4 separate regions of the Homo sapiens genome follow, and all the other regions are linked to region 2. A link is a contact called in ENCODE Hi-C or POLR2A ChIA-PET data. All regions are on one chromosome and are shown on one strand. Each heading gives the region's core, a stretch centred on a gene start or an enhancer-like site at or near the end of the contact. The rest is flanking DNA. Distances are from core to core; before and after follow the strand shown.

The links. Hi-C counts contacts between places; a loop is a spot of excess contacts on that map. ChIA-PET counts read pairs that join two places held with the same protein, here RNA polymerase II (POLR2A). Pooled maps may share reads with other maps.
Region 1: a map of mammary epithelial cell shows a loop between it and region 2 (6-fold over the local background). The contact joins the promoter of PRMT8 here to the promoter of LINC02827 in region 2. A Hi-C loop is called at or near these places in 7 of 168 maps with a recorded cell type or tissue (IMR-90, dorsolateral prefrontal cortex, head of caudate nucleus and 2 more) and 11 of 50 pooled maps. POLR2A ChIA-PET finds 5 or more read pairs at or near these places in 1 of 52 experiments (MCF 10A).
Region 3: a map of psoas muscle shows a loop between it and region 2 (3-fold over the local background). The contact joins the enhancer-like site here to the promoter of LINC02827 in region 2. A Hi-C loop is called at or near these places in 11 of 168 maps with a recorded cell type or tissue (A673, HCT116, MCF 10A and 8 more), 11 of 37 single-sample maps with no recorded cell type and 19 of 50 pooled maps. POLR2A ChIA-PET finds 5 or more read pairs at or near these places in 1 of 52 experiments (MCF 10A).
Region 4: a map of PC-3 shows a loop between it and region 2 (6-fold over the local background). The contact joins the enhancer-like site here to the promoter of LINC02827 in region 2. A Hi-C loop is called at or near these places in 19 of 168 maps with a recorded cell type or tissue (Caco-2, Calu3, HCT116 and 11 more), 1 of 37 single-sample maps with no recorded cell type and 18 of 50 pooled maps. POLR2A ChIA-PET finds 5 or more read pairs at or near these places in 4 of 52 experiments (H1, MCF 10A, WTC11 and 1 more).

The regions. Positions count from the first base shown.
Region 1 is chr12:3,489,855-3,492,554 of GRCh38, forward strand. It overlaps PRMT8 (protein arginine methyltransferase 8), which reads left to right and starts at 1,349. Exons shown (of 10, transcript NM_019854.5): 1 at 1,349-1,846. The coding sequence starts at 1,772. All of the region lies in intron 1 of THCAT155 (thyroid cancer-associated transcript 155), which reads right to left.
Region 2 is chr12:3,299,039-3,301,738 of GRCh38, forward strand. LINC02827 (long intergenic non-protein coding RNA 2827) reads left to right here and starts at 1,325. Exons shown (of 5, transcript NR_187483.1): 1 at 1,325-1,375. It overlaps LOC100128253 (a long non-coding RNA gene), which reads right to left. Exons shown (of 12, transcript NR_148995.1): 8 at 1,808-1,954; 9 at 1,544-1,676; 10 at 943-1,403; 11 at 280-498. RefSeq lists an enhancer at 905-1,124 and a silencer at 1,725-2,019.
Region 3 is chr12:3,532,984-3,535,683 of GRCh38, forward strand. All of the region lies in intron 1 of PRMT8 (protein arginine methyltransferase 8), which reads left to right. Among named protein-coding and RNA genes, the nearest start is that of THCAT155, 42 kb to the left of the region's middle. Within about 2 kb of position 1,293, at least 6 of the 41 ENCODE cell types and tissues checked have a DNase peak (open chromatin) inside an H3K27ac peak, as active enhancers do; they include gastrocnemius medialis and psoas muscle, where a contact is called at or near this core.
Region 4 is chr12:3,452,964-3,455,663 of GRCh38, forward strand. All of the region lies in intron 1 of LOC124902862 (a long non-coding RNA gene), which reads right to left. It also overlaps a transcript of PRMT8 not described here. Among named protein-coding and RNA genes, the nearest start is that of PRMT8, 37 kb to the right of the region's middle. Within about 2 kb of position 1,433, at least 2 of the 41 ENCODE cell types and tissues checked have a DNase peak (open chromatin) inside an H3K27ac peak, as active enhancers do; they include PC-3 and mammary epithelial cell, where a contact is called at or near this core.

The DNA of each region.
Region 1 (2,700 bases), core at 99-2,598, 190 kb after region 2:
ACACTCAAGCCTCTTGCTACATTTTCATCCTTCTCATTCTTCATCCTCTCCTGTCTCTATCCCTCACTTCTCACCTCTACTTAGTGCAATGTATCCTCTCTTTGCCCGAGGACCAGATGATGGAGGCATGTTTCCTACTGAGAATGATTCTAGACCTTTTCTTCAATGGACTCTGGGGTTAGTTGAGGACAGTCAGGCTCACACTTCCCAGTTATCGAAGGTGATGATAAAAAGCAAATAGGGCATTTGGGAGGGACCTCCCCAAACAAGTACAGAGATGAAGTGAAGACAGCCGGGTGCTCAGGGAGCATCTTATAGGTCTCAGTCCTTGACTCGTAGGTTGAAAGCTTAAAAGTACAGCTGTTTTAAGGAGTCAGCCTGAGTGTCCTGTTGCAAAGGGAGAGGCAGAATGGGGTCCCCCGCTTTTGTTCTATCTCCCACTGCCCGACAGATGGCCAGTAAAACAGAGAAAAAGAAGCTCTCAAAGTGAAGACAGGAATGCATTGTATAAAAATTCACACCCCCTGCTGCCGCCCAAACTCCCTTAAAAAAGGATCAAGAGAATCCTGACGGGTACGTGACATCCTCCCTCTCTCCCATAAAAGGGACTTCAAAATCTGGCGATGGTGGGGGAAGGGTGAGGAGGGAGAAGAGAAATGCGTGGGCAGGGGGCTGCCAGGGAAGACTGGAGTGGGGGGGGGGGCACTGCAGTCTCGCATTTGACTTTCTCCCACCCTCTTTCCCAAGCCACTCTGGCCGCCACCTTTGCCCCTCCCTCTCAGCCTGAAAGGGGCTTGGAGTCCCAAGGGCTTTGGGTACAAAGAGAGAGAGAGAGAGAGAGAGAGAGAGAGAGAGAGAGAGAGAGAAAAGGATAAAGAATGACACCACACTTACCCCTAGAGTTGAAGGAGTTAAGGACCCTCCCCCATCCAGACACCCACCCCTTCGTTCCCCAAATCGTAATTCGCCGAGGAAGGATCCAGGAACTGGCAGAGGAGCGGGAGAGCTGGGGTGGGCCGGGGTGGGGAGGGTGCGAGTTAACTGTGGCCCGGTCTCGCCCGGACCTCGCCCTAGGTGGGAGCACGCGCACCGGGTCTGAGAACCTGCAAGAGCCTCGCCCGGCGCCGGCTTTCTCTGGGCCCCCCGCGCGGGCCTGGCCTCCACGTAAGTTGTGTGCAGCGCCAGGGAGTGGAGGCGGCCGAGACCCTCGGAGACTAGGGGAGGGGGCGGGCCCGGGGGCGCTGGGGGCCCTCGGTCTGCGCCCAGCCGCCGCCGGCTCCAGCGAACCTCCTACCCCGCCCCCACTCACCCGGCTCAGCCCCTAGGAGAGACGCGCAGGAAGCGTGTTGCTTCGCCCAGCGGATCGGCAGAAGTTGAGAGGAGTTGGCGGCTGCCTCCGGCCGGCCGGACTTTGCGAGCAGCCTGGAGAGGATCCGCGACCGCCGCCGCCGCCGCCGCGGAGGCTTCGGGGCTGCTTCCCTCGAGCTTAGCCCGCAGCGCGGGTGGAGAGGGGCGGGGAGGGGGTCGGGGGCACGAGAAGAACTTGAAACCGTGTGAAGGAATCCGGAGCAGATGAGAAGGGAGGAAAATAAAAGAAAGTGGAGACTGCAGAACAGACTCCGCTGTGGCTGACTGTGCCGGCCGACGCTCCAGCTGAGGGGCTGGGTTGGATTTTTTTTTTTCTCCCATCCTCTCGCTCTCTCTTTTAAAGCGACACCAGCTCTCTCTCCTCCTCTACTATCTCGGTATCACCAAACCCTTGCCGGCTCTTATGGGCATGAAACACTCCTCCCGCTGCCTGCTCCTGAGGAGGAAAATGGCGGAGAACGCGGCCGAGAGCACCGAGGTAAGGAGGCGAGCGAGCAGGGGCTCTCGGAGACCCCGCCGCCCACCCGGACCACCGCGCCGCCGCCGCCGCTCAGCGCCGAGTGCCAAACTTTCCCCAGTTTCATCCCGCTCGCTTCTGCCGGCCTCCTCCTGTGTGTGTGTGTGTGTGTGTGTGTGTGTGTGTGTGTGTGTGTGTGTGTGTGTGTGTTGGTGGGGGGTGGGGGGGAAGTTCATGTCTCAGGTCCCCTCCCTCTTGAAAATGCAAAACAGTCACTCTCACCCCATCACCCTCTCCTGCCACCCGCTGCTCCCTTCTCCCGCCCCCAAGTCCCAAACCCCGGGCAGCCGCGCTCCCCTGCCCTCTCCTCTGGGCTCCGTGAGGGCTCCCGGGTCCCGGCTTTGTGCAGAGCTGGGGTGGGTAATCCTGGGGCCAGGTCTGCCCCCTGCAGTGCCTTGACCGTCTCCTGCCGCTGCCTCAGCTTTACCCTTCAAGCTCGAGTCGGTTCCCGAGCTCTCCGTCCCCGCAGCCGCGCGGAGAGCCCCCGGCCGCGGGGGCCGAGCCGGCAGGAGGACTCGGGCACCTCCTACAGACCCTCCGGCCCAGATCTGGGCCAGAGAGAAGTCTGCAATCCTCAGATATCAGAGCCGCCTCTGGGTAGCTAAACCCGGCAGGGCACACGGGCCGCGGCCACCTTCAGCACCAGGGACAGCGTCCGCCCCTGCAGCAGCCGAGCCTGCGCGGACTGTGGGGGCTGCGCGCCGCCGGCTGCAGTGAGAAATGGGTCTGCAGCCACCCGTCCCGCAAGGGCTTTTGAGGAGGTCGCTCTAGCTCCGCAAATTGTGTTCTCGGCCCCCGCCTTCGGCAGCCTTTTT
Region 2 (2,700 bases), core at 75-2,574:
ATTCTCCCACCTTGCTCTTCATGGACACCCCCTGCCCCCCGCCACCTTCTTCTTCCTCTCCTCCCTCCCACTCAAGGATGCACTGGGATAATGTCATCATGATCCTGATAATGATGATGACCTGTTGTCAGGTCTCGACTCTGTCTGCAGGAGAGGGGCACTGGGCTAGAGCAGCCCCGTGAATGTCCCGTGCCACCTGGGGTGACAGTAGATTCCCCTAAGTATAGAAACAACACCCCGACTTTCCCCAATGTTTCCAGCTGCTGCTGCCGCCCTGACCTTGCGAATCTGGATGTAGAGGGCAGGCTGGTGGAGGTGCCTGTGGGCCGTACCCACTTGTCTCTCAGCAAGGCTAGTGAAGAAGGTAGCTTCTTCCCCTCCTCTCTCCTCTCCATCCCTCCAAACCTGGAGGGCAGCAGGGAGTGTGACCACTGCCTTCAGCTTGGAGACTCGGTGCTGAGGGCTCTGTTAATCCACCTCGGGGCCTCAGGGTCACAGCTGAAATGTGGCTTAGGAGGTTATTTCATGTCCCACCAGCTTAAGCAAGTGGCTGTCACAGCCCCTCCACCCACGTAGGTGTTATGCGGCATGCCCTCTTCCCCTGTCCCCACCTCATGGGTTGATGATTTTCCTGTGCACTTTCTGGATCTTTCTGATCCATGCTAAGGGGGAGGCCAGAAGGGAGCTGTTAGGCCAGCACAGATTTGTGCTGTAAGCAAAATTCACGTCTCGTACAGTGTACATCTGATGCTGGGGGAGGACAGGAGGAGCTAGGCTCTCAAGAGACACACTTCTGCATGAGATGTGTGTTCCCAGGGTGCTCCCAGGAGAGGTCCAATAAGGGTGGAGGTGTATGGGCCAGACTCATCAATGTGGGTCCACATGCACACACACACGCGCACACCCCCACCCTGAATCGTGCAGAGGGCACAGGATACTGACCCGCCGGATCCCTGAGTAAGCATCAGCATCTCTCTCCTGACAGAAGACGCGAAGAAACCAGCACGGAATGGCTCCAGGCAGCCAGCAGGGGGCGAGCAGAGACAAGACAGGACAAGTTCCCTGCAGGTGCCGGAGAAGGCCAACCGGGTTGGGCCGGGCCCTGGGGCCCAGCTGCATGGTGTCTGGTGCTTTTTTTCGGCAGCTGCCTGGGTGTGGCACTCGGCCACACGTGGGACATTTTTTTTTTAACAGGGAAGTCGTCATGCCTTCAGCTTCTTATGAGGTTTCTGAGTCAGCTCCTGGCTGTCATCAGAGAACACGAAGGAGGGGCCAGGGAAGTTCCAGGAAGTCATTCCAAAGTGATTGCTTGGTTTCCCTTTTCACGACCTGCAGATCCCAACACTCCAGGATGGTGCAGGACATCAGTCTCAAGGTAATTGGTCACAGAGGTGAGAACCTTACTGAAAAATCAGAATGTGAACCCTGGAAGGTTCCTGAAAGATGAGCTAGACGGTTTTGAAACTGTATTGGGAATCCCAAGTGTAGCTCAAGGCTACTGGTCTTCGAGGTACCAGGCTGGGTATGTCGGGGAGGTAGGTGCCTGGTGTCTGCCTGCTGGCGACGATGACTGCGAGCCCTTTCTCAAGACTTCGGCCCACCTGGGTCTTGGGCAATGTAGTGCCCAGCATCGGCCGCGAGAGGGAGCTCTAACCTGAGACTTGGCGGCCGCAGGGCTGGCTCAGTGGACCGCAGGGGAGAAAACAGGGCAAGGGGTTGAGCGCCATCAGGAGCCATTCCACAGTGACCATGGAGGAGCAGAGACTGCATGGTGGGGGTTGTGAGTGGGGAGAAAGCGTCCACTCACCTGAAAGCCCAACGACCTGGTCTCCTCGGCATCAGACTTACACAGCAGTTCCATCCACCTTGACCTTAGGGCTCAGGGCATCTGCAGCCCTACTGCCGGCCCTCGGCCTCACTGCCCTCATCTGGCAGCTTCTATGTGCTCTCGGGGCTGGAGAGGTCAGGAAGAAATAGACAGAGTGGGCCAGGCTTGGTCGGAGTCCATACAGAGCAGGCCCCCTCTGCACGGGGAGTCACAGATTTCTGGAAACCTCAGCTGAGCCTGGTGCAGTGGCACAGAGCAGCCCTGCCCCAGTTCCCAGTGGTGACTCCTCTGGGGTTCAGCACATGGGACAGAAGACCTGCCCTGGGGAGGTGCAAAAGAGCGGCAATGCTAACGCCACCTGGGCTCCCTGGCCCTGCAGGTGAGTGAGGATGAAGGGGAGCAGGCTGGTCTGGCCAGGGAGAAACTGGGGCTTTTTTTTTTTTTTTTTTTTTTTTGAGAGACAGTGTGCCCTTGCAGAGAGAATACAAATGATGGTGTCACATGTTGAGCACCTGCTATCTGCTCAGCAGTGAGCCAGACACTTCCATGGGTGTTGCTAATTCCCATCACCAGCTACCAGATGAGGTCCGGTCAGCCCCATTTCACAAATCAGTGACTGAGGCTCAGAGATGAAATAAATGGCCCTAGGTCACACAACTTGCAGGTGGCAGAACCAAGGTGAGTGTCCCTCCAAAGGCTAGAGACCCTCCTCCCAGCATGTTAGGCTGTAGCTGGACCCTCCAGGCCCACAGACCATGTGGGTAGCTGGCACCATCATCTGAAAGGACCCTATGCTGGGAGTCTCTCCAAGCCAGCCAAGGCCACCATCCCTTGCTTCTCTTTCCCACAGACCTCTGAGTCGGGGTAGGGAG
Region 3 (2,700 bases), core at 43-2,542, 230 kb after region 2:
CAGTGGGCAGCAGGAGCTAAGAGAAGGGGTTTCCAGGAAACACAGCCTTGAGAAGGCTTGACTCTAAGGTAAGAAAACCCTATGTAGGGATGGGCTCTGCCAAGATCCCAGAGTTAGAGTCAGAGATTCTATAAAACAGGGGGTTCCAAATGGGGGACAGCCGACCCTCTGTGACAGGCATCAGTGGCTTGCCCCCAACATCCAGGCCTGGAAAAGGCAGATCTGGAGAGCGTCTGTGCCTACGAAGCCAAGTCTTGTGAAGGGCATGAGGCAGACGACTGAAGAATAAACCAGAGCAAGCTGGGGAGCCCGGGAGGCCACATGCAGAAGACAACACCGTCTCGCAGGACTGGCAACACCTAGATCAAGCTTGTCCAACCTGCAGCCTGCACACCGCCCAGGATGGCTTTGAATGTGGCCCAACACAAATCCACAGACTTTCTTAAAATACTATGAGATTTTGTTTGGATTTTTATTTTTTAGCTCATCAGCAATCGTTAGTGTATTTTATGGGTGGCCCAAGACCATTCTTCTTCTTCTAATGTGGCCCAGGGAAGCCTGGACAACCCTGACCCTCCTCCCCTTTGCCCCCAGACTCTGGGCTTCCAGCCCCGAGGGTAAGAAGCAGCAAGCTAGAGCTACCTACCCTAGCACAGTACACCCCTCTGAGGGGGCTGACTTCATCTGCCAGCCCCGATGATAAGACAGGGGTGCAGGAGAGTAGAGAGAGGGTGCATGTAGGGCTGTCTTGGCCAAAGGCAGGCAATAAAGCTGTACTTTTGCTTTCTTAGGTGATAGGAGAGGTCCCAATGCCCAGCAGAGCCCTTGCTTGTCTTGCTGCTGCCTGACATTTCACATAAGAATGTTCTTTTTTTCTGCAAACCTCTGGTCCCTATCTAAAGGCAGGCAGATGGTTCTGGAAGAGCTAACCCTTTGTGTAATTATGCAGAACGGGAGCCACAGCTTAGATCACAGCCTGGTGAGTAAACACAGGTTGAAGAGAGGTGTGGTGAGTGTCTAAGGGCGACACTGGGCAGAGGGGCTGGCACGAAGGTGGGCAAGGAGGGAAGAAGGTGAAGGCGGTGGGCAAAAGAGTGGGGTGAGGCCCAGGCTGGAAGCCTCCTGCCACCCCTACTCTGTCCCCTCCCACTGCGATCCTCTTTCTTCCCTCCGTGGGCCCTCCAGGCCAGGCAGGCGGCTGCTGAGGACAGACGACTCAGGTTAGAAAAAGCTCTCTTGACATTTGGAGAACAGAGCAGGATTTGGCTCCTCTAGTGGAGCCTCTTGTTCTCAGGGAAATCATTTTAAAGCTTGGGCTGGTGCCAGCAGGAGCCATTTATAGCCCAAAGGGCTTAGGTTCACTTTGGCTGCCTGGTGCAGAGAGTGCTGGCTTCCCTCTCCCCTCTGCAGGCTGCCTTCCCCCTTCAGATGTCCAGCACCTTCACTCTCCTTCCTTAAAGCTTCTTTTTCCTCTCCTCTACCACCTCTTTCCTATTCTCTTGGAGGTTCCAGTTCCAGATCCACCTCCGGACCTAGATTCCCCTAGGTGAGCCTAAACAAATTCCTTTCCTTCTGTGGGCCTCAGTCTCTCCATCTGCACCCTGACACCTATTGTCTGCTCTCTTTAAACTCTGTCACCTTGGAGAGGTGCCTGCCTGTGCCTACCTCCACTGAAGCGCTCTCCTCTGTCTAGTTATTGCCTGTTGACTCTCTTTCTGCCCTCAACACTGGGCTTCCTGCCTGGGCCAGCTGTGTTACCCTTTTCTGAGCACAGGGCCTGGCTCCTGGCAGTAGCTCAGTTAAGCTTGGTTGGGCCGAACTGAGCTAACCATGGCATCAGTTTCAAGAGCACAGGTTTTGGCATAAAACAGATACTGGTTGACATCTTGGCTGTGCTGCTTGCTATCTCTGGGCCCTGGCAAATGACTGGACTTTGTGAGCTTTAGTTTCCTCATCTGTAAATGTCAGTTACTATGAGGATTTCACGAGATGGTGTCTATCTATAAAGTGCTTGGCGCAGCGCCTGGGGCGCAGTGGGCCCTTAGTCAATGTTAGGTCTCATCACCATCATCATCCTCTGCCATCTACCTGCATTTTCAAGGGATGTGGGTTAGGTCAAACATGCTCCCCCAAATCCCCACCCCTGCTTGTGGAAATCCGACCCACCCTTCAAGGACGAGCTCACAAGCTCACATGCCCCTTCTTCAGGAAGCCAGCTTCCTCCTGTCTCCAGCTCTGCTGCGTCCATAACCTTTCATCTCTGCATTTAGTGGGCCCGAGGCCTGTTCACCCCAGTAGAGTGGGTAGACTAAGACAATCGCACTTTATTTATTAGGGAGAAAAACTGTGCTGAAGCTGCCCTGGGTAAGGCCAGTCTGGGGGCGGAACACTGTGTTGGGGGAGTCCTGATCAGCCGCTGGCGTGGTGAGTCGAAGGCAAATCACAAGTATTGACAGTGGAGGGTGATTCTCACCATATCAGGGAGGCAGACAACATCGGGAGACCTCCAGCAAGTAACAGGGCCCTGGGCCTGGGCCTTTGGACGGAGGTGGGGAAAGAGCAAGGCAGGGTGCTTTCTCTGCCCTGGGGCCCAAGAACCCAACAGGACAAGGCTGGAGGCGATGGTGCAGAAACAGGTACCAGAACCGACTCCAGGGCAGAGCAGGCAGGGCCAGACCTCCAGGGTGATGTGGGCACAGG
Region 4 (2,700 bases), core at 183-2,682, 150 kb after region 2:
TCAAACAAACAAAAAATCCACACAAAGAAAACATTCCTGCCTATTCAGAGCTTACAGCCTAAGAGGGGAGGGAAGCTAAACCCTGGACTGGGATCACATGAAAGGAGATGAAATGAGGGATGCACAGAGGACACTGCACGGGGAATCAGGTAGGCTGGAGAGGAGAGGGGTCAGTCCGGGAGACCGTCCTGAAGAGTGGCCTGTGATGGAAAAGGCCAGCAAGAACCATGGAAGCTGCTGAAAGGGTGCAGGGAAGCCACGGTTCCTTCCCTCCCCACGCCCCTCGCTCACTCTAGTCCTGGCTCCCTTTACACAGGCCTAATATGACCAAACAGCACCCTTAGGACTCCTGGGCCTCGGGCCCCAGTGTTGAGTCTGGCAGCAGATCCCCAAGGGGTAGAGTTTGCACTGGTGGCTGGGTGTCGCCGTCAGCAGGTGAGGGAGCGCATGGGGAATGCAGATTCCCAGGCCAGCCCTGCCAAGTCTGAGTGAGTCCCCTGGAGGCTACTGCTGCTGGGACTGTGCGGTGCCGTAGGACATGATTTCTGACCTCAGAGGCCCTGCTTTCTCCTGGGGAAGCCAGACGCTGCATTCCGCATGCCATCGTGACCTTGAAGTAGGGCTGAGAATGAGGTGTCTGGGTCAGGAACTGGTGAGCGCGGTCAGGGGACACCCTTAGGAGAGGAGCTTGCCCTTCACAGCCAGGGCAAATGCTGGGGCGCAGCCATGCTGGCTGTCTCCTCGTCTGTTCTGCCCACACATCTCCTGCGGCACCCTGTGGTCTGTGTCCTGACGTGGCCCGACTGTGGACCCCCTTGTCCTCCTGCCCGCTGTGTCTATTTCTCAGCTCCTGCTATGCTAGGTCTGGGCTTCCGACGCCGGCCCTGCTCCGGCGATTGAAAATGACTGCAGCCTCGGGTGCAGCCTTGTCCTCAGCGTTCAACACGGGGTGCCTCGTGTGCTCCTCATGGCACATTTACCATGGGCTTTTTCAGGTTTCGAGAAGCAGCGACGTGCTCGGGTCACCTCAGGGCGGAGGGTTTGCAGGAAGGCCAGGCACAGCAATGCGGGCGTCAGCCTAGCCCAGCCTCTAGAGAACTGGAGCACCACGGGGCTCAAAGGGGCCTGGGGCCAAACACGGAGGCCCATCTGACTTGGCTCTGTCTCTGCTCCTAGCCCCTGCTGTCTCTTCACTCTCCTGCAGCTTAATGCCGCCCCCGCCCACCCCGCGCCCTGTGTCTTTTGGCTTCTGTTTTGCCTTCTCCTGAAGCCGCTTCTTCTGACTCCCTGACGGGGAGCCTGCGGATGGATTCCCAGGACCTGGTTCCTCAAGGCGGCTGCTGTTGGCTCAGACATCCCCGGCCAGGGTGTTGGTGCCACAGGGAGCAAGAGGGCAGGCAGCCACCTGGGCTCCCCTAAGAATCACTCACTCCAGAGGGAGAATATTTAAGGTTTGAATCACTGACGTTAATCAGAGGCCACGTGATGTAAAAGCACTCTAGGGGAGGGGGGTGTCTAGGAAGGAAGGGAAACTAAACCACAAAAGAAGCCCGTCATGCCCAGCCCTGGAGGAGAGAGGAGGAGCAGGGGCCAGGGAAGACGGGGCGGGCAAGAGCGGCATGTGGCATTTCTCAAGCGGGAGACCAAGTTCAAAGGGAGCACAGCACTCCCAGTGAAACCACCCCTATAAACTTCATAAAATGAATCAGGACAAAAGGAAGGGGAGGAGTGAAACCAAACCCAGCTTGCAGCGCACTTCGTGTTCACCGCGGGTCGGCCTGCGCTCCCACCTGCTTCCTCGTGTTGTTTGCTGCCTATTGACCTAGAATCCCACAGACCCCGCTACAAGGTTATAGTCACCCTAAGGGTCCTACAGATAACAACTGGAGCAGTACGAAATGTTAAGTCTTCCCTTTGAGATAGTCCTTCAGGTCCTACATACCTGTGAAATTACCACGTCAGCTGGTCTAAAGGACCCCATAGGAGCTGACGCACCAAAGAATGCAGTTTCTACATTCTGGTGAATTCATCCGCCTTACCCCAACCAATCAACAGCTCCAATTCTCCAGTCCCTTGTCCTCCACAGTCCCCTTAAAGACTCCAGCCCAGAAATCCTGGGGGAGATGGAGTTTGGGGGCTCCTCCTATCTCTTAGCTCAGTGCCCTGTGACCATTAAACTCTTTCTCTGCTGCAGCCCTAACTGGTAACTGGTCTGTTACTGTGCGGTGGGCATAACTGGTCTGTTACTGTGTAACTGGTCTGCTCCTGTGCAGTGGGCATACGAACCTGTTGGTCCTATAACACCAGTCCCTCACGAAAGCACCAGATTAATTTTCGCACCCTTTGTGGCTGCAGATTGGAAGTGGAGGATGAGGGTGAGGGGAGGTGCCTTCTAGCCTGGGCTTGGGGTGTGGAAGGCAAGAGGGGAAGAGAACCCACAGACAGGATGGAGGGAGGGGTGAGCTGCTTCAGGCGTCGATGCTGCCCTCACTTGTGCTCTGCCCTCCTTCTCCCTAAGGGGAATTGACTCACGCCCTTTCCCCTTGCCACCCTGAACAAAGAAATGCCACTCACTGCCCTGTGATGCAAGCTCTTCACACATGCATGGGAGTAGGTGTGTGCATGGAGGAGGCACCACGCTAGCCTGCTCTCTGGGCTCGGTCCTGGGAGACCTGGCCAAGGACCTTCACCTCCGAACCT